Linked DNA regions of Homo sapiens: region 1 is linked to region 2. The links are chromatin loops, found by intact Hi-C in ENCODE. Cell type or tissue: dorsolateral prefrontal cortex. All regions are shown on one strand. Region 1 overlaps BRSK2 (BR serine/threonine kinase 2). Region 2 overlaps BRSK2 (BR serine/threonine kinase 2).

Evidence for each region. A loop is a pair of places that touch in the nucleus more often than their neighbours do. Peaks named below come from ENCODE experiments on the same cell type or tissue, not always from the same donor. Only the 100,000 strongest peaks of a DNase experiment are listed, where the experiment ranks them.
Region 1: a loop joins it to region 2, with 2.4 times the contacts of the local background. A loop is called at or near these places in 7 of 110 quality-filtered maps.

The regions. Positions count from the first base shown.
Region 1 is chr11:1,396,299-1,398,798 of GRCh38, forward strand. All of the region lies in intron 1 of BRSK2 (BR serine/threonine kinase 2), which reads left to right. Among named protein-coding and RNA genes, the nearest start is that of BRSK2, 7.6 kb to the left of the region's middle. In dorsolateral prefrontal cortex, CTCF peaks have their summits at 1,034 and 1,233; a DNase peak (open chromatin) is centred at 1,043; H3K4me3 peaks cover 1,860 bases; H3K27ac peaks cover 2,500 bases.
Region 2 is chr11:1,447,608-1,450,107 of GRCh38, forward strand. BRSK2 (BR serine/threonine kinase 2) reads left to right here. Exons shown (of 20, transcript NM_001256627.2): 13 at 2,169-2,229. Among named protein-coding and RNA genes, the nearest start is that of MOB2, 38 kb to the right of the region's middle. RefSeq lists an enhancer at 502-1,001. In dorsolateral prefrontal cortex, a CTCF peak has its summit at 1,057; DNase peaks (open chromatin) are centred at 1,004 and 1,411; H3K27ac peaks cover 2,491 bases.

The DNA.
Region 1 (2,500 bases), 51 kb before region 2:
CCCTTACAGCCGCCTCGAGGACTGCATGGGGCCAGCAAGGCCTGTACCCCAGGACACCAGAGTTGCTCGGACCGGCTCCCGGACCTGGGCCTAAGCGAGCTCTCCTGGTTCTCACTCCCGAGTCTGCGGAGTGACCCCGGGCCCTCTCATCATGGCCTCACCCTGCTCCGGCGCTCTGGGTGCTTTGAAGCAGACAGGAGACCCCCTCCAGGCTGGCCCGAGGGCAGGTCAGACCCCAGTCCCTGGGAACAGCCTGAGTGGGCTGTGCCTCCCCGTCGGCCACTGGCGCTCAGGAGGAGCCGTCGGGAAGGCCCCTTTGCCATCACCTGGTGGCGCTTGCTTGAGGGCTTCTGTGCCTTCCAGTCCTCACTGGGCACAGACTAGCTTCTTTGGGCACCTGGGGAGGGTCAGGCTGTCTCTGAAGTCAGCAGCCCTGCTGGGCAGCCGGCACCAGGAGAGGAGGCGGGCTGGTCCCCGTGACTGCCGGCCGCCGGCATCCACCTATGTGGGGCTGTGCCTAGATGGTGGCACTGTGGGGCATCACTGTGCAGTTCTGGGCCCTGCCCTCAGCTCTGGACAGCCCACCTGGACCCTGGCCCCTCGGAAGTGGAAGGACTGGGACCTCAGGGCCCCTGAGTGTAGAATGGGGTTTCCCTGAAGCTTGTGCGAGGTTCCAATGGCTGGAAACACCGTACCGCGCAGGAGGACGGCAGACCAGCATCTGTCAGGCCCCTTGGGGCTCACATGGCTGGTCCTCTGTGCTGCCCTGTGCTCTGCAGGAAGTTAACGGCACCCTGCCACCTCCTCTGTGCAGGGCAGCCCCGCTTTCACCTGTAGGGCTGGTGCCTGTGTCAGGCCCAAGCCCCAGGTCCTAGCCTAGGCTGACCAAGCGGCCTGCAGATCTCCCTGAGGCCTCACCCCAGGGATGTCCGCCGGGCCAGGCTGCCCTGAGCCAGCTGCCTGGGGCTCTGGACAAGATGGAGGCTGGGCTGGGGCAGAGGCTGCAGGGACAAAGCACGGATTGTGCCAAGCCGGCTGCCTTTCAGGGCCCGGCCTGCCAGGTCCAGGCCTTGTTCTACCGCCTCTGAGGGGCCAGTGTTCTGGGCCCAGCAGCTGGGAGCCAGGCCCCACCCACAGAGCAGTGCTCCCGAAAGTCCTGCTGTTAAAGAGAAACTCCTCGTTTTCCTGGACGCCTCCAGCTTCCCAGGCTCGTTCTGCCTTCAGTCCCGGGGCCCACGGAGGCCGTGGCTGCCCTACGCTGCTTTGCCCCAGGGGCCTGGGCTGCAGGCTGGGCCTGGCTTCCTCCCCGAACCCTGGAGAGTGACAGCACCACCCCCAGTGGATGGCAAGGTCCCATCGGTTGGCATGTGTCTCTCTGGGCACCATGCTCCTCGTTGGGTGCCACGTCCTTGGGCTGAGCTTGGGTCCTGTCTGCCCTGGGGGTACCATCCTATGAGGACAGAGCTGCCTTTCCTGGGTGGCCATGGCAGCCTCATGGCACTGGCTGAGGGGAATGGACACTTCTGGGATGGAGCTGGGCTGGGGTGGGGCTGGGTAGGGCCAGTGGGAGTTCTGGGCACCTTGGCCTGAGGGGGATGGGGGTGCCCAGGGCATTCACGCCATCACTGCCCACTTGGCTTAAGCTGGAGCCCAGGGCCCTGGAGGGCAGGCTGGCCTTCCCGGCCCCGGGCAGAGGTGGGAGGGCGCCTGGACGGCTGCCTGCATGATCCCCGTGATACAGCGGGGATGGCTGCAAGTCGGGCTGAGTCCAGCTGTGGGTGGTTTGCGGGGGCACAGGGAGCCTGCCTGGCCAGGAATGTCGCCTCTGCGGGTGTCTTGGCCTGGGAGCCCCCGGGGAACCCTTTGTATGGGAGAAGGGGTCAGGATAGGGGCTGGGGGGCAGTGCCTAGTGGCCCTCCATGCTGAGGGAAAGCCCCTCTTCACAGCTAGCATCGGGCCTCGTGTCCTCGGCACCCTGAATCAGCTGCAGGGCTAGCTGCTGCCTGAGCTGCCTGGTTGGGGCTGGCCTGGGCCCCTGATTGGCTGCTTCCCTGGGCGGGGGTGACGTTGCTGCCCTGGGTCCGAGAGTTATCTTGTGCGGACAGAGGTAATAGGTGTGGTACCCGCCCCGGGAAGGGTGGTGGCCAGGGTGGCCATGTCAGGCGCCTTGGCCCTGCCCCCTGGGGATACAGGGGGTGGAGAGGCAGCCCCAAAGCTGGGTTCTCAGAGACCTGGGGTGGCCAGATGGGGGCTCATTCAGCTGCCCCCTGTGCAGCCCCTTGGTGCCATTAACTTTCTGCAGAGCGCAGGGCAGCACAGAGGGCCAGCCAGGCCAGGGGGCCAGAGGTTCCCCTCCCACACAAGCTCCGAGGTGTCCAGACAGGAGGCGGTGGCCCCAGTCCGCATAGGCCTTTCCCCAGGGCAGCCCTTTCCCCAGGGTTAGGCTGCAGGCCCTGCCGGTGTGGCTTCAGGAGTCCTGGTCCCCGCACTCAAGCTTCCC
Region 2 (2,500 bases):
CAGGCCACCCTGCCCAGCAGTCACACGGTGCGGGGTGTGCTGTCTGGCCCAGCCTCCTCTCTCGCCATCTTTGTGCAGCGGCCTCAGAGCCACGTGGAGTTCTTACCCGGTGTGGCCCGGGCCCTGGGGGCCGACCTGTGCCCGCGTGTGGCCGTCAGTAACTGTGTTTTCTCGCTCTGTTCTGCTGTAGTAAAGCAATGTTCAGTAAAAGCCTGGATATCGCTGAGGCCCATCCCCAATTCAGCAAAGAAGACAGGTATACACCCCGACCACCCGTCCCCGCACCTCCCAGCCCCAGACACGCTGTCCTGCCTCAGGCCGGGCAGGCACATGGGCGGGTCTGGTGGCGGGCTGGGCTGCAGGGCTCCTGCTGCGGTGAAGCCAGCCAGCAAGCCAGGCAAGGGCCCGCGGGCCAGGCAGAGGCCGAGGAGGGGTGGGGCTGCTGAGGCGTGGCCCACGCCTGCCTGTGAGGGACCACGCACCATGGCTTACAGGGCCTGGGGCTAGAGCCCGGCGTGGCTGCAGGCCGAGCCGCTCCTCCTGCCAGCCCCTGTGCTGTGTCCGGTGGGCCTCGGTGGCCCTGCTGCCCCTGGGGCCGGCCAGAGTTGAAGCCGAGCAGCCGTCCTGTGCCCACCTGCAGGAGCTGAGGAGGGCAGGAGGCGCCGCCGTCAAGAGGGGCCTCTACCTGGGGCCAGTTTTGCGAGCCTGGGCGGGTGGCGCCGCCCCCAAGGCTGCAGTGTGCTGGCTGCCGGTCGGGGTCCTTCTCTTTGAGCCCTGGCCCCGTGCCTACCTGGGACCCTCACCTGTGTGCCCTCACTCTGCCTGCCCTGGCTGCCCTCAGGGCTGGCGCCGTCTCTCCTGCCCCTGCCCCAGCAACTGTAGCTCAGTGTTCCCAGCAGCTGCCTGGCCGGATAGGACCAGGGCTCGGCCCCTCCACCCCGGGGTTTCCAGCGCCTCTTCTGTCTTCCTCGTGCCCAGTCACGAGCTCTGGGCGGGCTCGACAGGAACCACAGGTCCAGGGCCTCACTGGTGGCTGCTGCCCCCATGAGGGCTGTCCGCGCTCCCAGCTCAGCCCTGAAAGCTCTGGGTCCAGTTCCAGCCCTGGGTGTCATCCTGGCCCAGACAGGCTGGGTTGTGCATGGGGTCCCCGTCGCCTCCCTGCCCCTTGGCTGTGTCTGGTGAGGGAGTTGGAGGGTCGTCACCGTGGGGACCAGCCCCCGGGTGTCCGGGAGCCAGGTGTGTGGCCAGCGTGGCACTCTCCACGGTCCGGGGCCTGGGCCGTGGTGTGGACTAGCGAGGCCCCTCGTGGCCGGCTGGCGGTGGGCAGGCCTGGTGGGTAGTGCAGGCCGGGCTTTTACTCTTCTCTGTCCTCTTCTCTTCGGCGGCTGCCTCGGCCCCTCCCTGCATTTCCTTCCTCCAAGGATGGCAGCTGCCACTGTCTGGGCACGTGGGCGCCGGCTCGTCCGTGCAGTGTGGTGGAACGACGCACAGCCGTCCTGGTCCCTGCACGGGGGTGGCGGCCACACACCGGAGTCTCAGCCGGGCACGCCGGGCCAGGGCCTCCCTCCTGCTGTGTGCAGGTCTCAGGCTGAGTAGGGCAGTGGTGGGACAAGGCCCCACCGTCCCTGCCAGCAGCTGCCCCAGCCTGGCCCTGCCCAGGCCCTCCTGGTTGTGGACAAGGGAAGGGCCGGCCGCTGACCCAGGCATCCCTCACGGGCATCTAGGGACATGGAGGACCAGGCTGCAGGCCCTGTGAGAGCTCAGCCAGGGGGGGCTTGGCAGGTGGGAGGCTGGAGCCAGCACGAGGCCTGGAGCAGAAGGGGCTGCATACAGGAAGCTCCCGTCTGTCCCCTCGTCCTTCCGTCCACCCCCACGCTGGATGGTCCTTTGCCGCGGCTGTCTGATGCCGTATCCTGTGCTGTGCCTGGGCTGCTGGCATGGGGTGGCCCCCACACGTGGGCTCTGATGGGGGCCCCAGTGGGGCTGGGCACAGCCAGGCGCCCTGGGCCCTCCTGAATTGACAGGGTGTGCAGCAGGACCCAGGGCCTCGAGGCTCTTGGCCCGGGCTCCAGGCCTCCTGGAGGGTTTACCTGGGGGGAGCAGAGCCCAGCACCTGCTGCTCCACTGCCCCCTGGCTGAGCAGTGGCCCTGTACCTTGTGACCTCCAGGTCTCGGTCCATCAGCGGTGCCTCCTCAGGCCTTTCCACCAGCCCACTCAGCAGCCCCCGGGTGAGTGACCCCCCGCCCCCACCCAGCTCGGATGCACAGAGGCCCCAACCCTCCCAGTCAGCGTGTGCCAGGGTGGGGGCAGCCTCGCGGACCCTGGGAAGCAGCCCCAGGCGCCCCCCATGCCCACGCTCCTGTGGCGGCTGCTGCTCTGTGGCGCAGGCTGCTCTGCTAACTGCACGCTCTTTTGTTTTGTTTTGTTTGTTTTCTTGTGTGTCACTTCTTTTCTTTTGTGGCTAATCCTCCTGCCCATGCCTGCCTGCCTCCCCACCCT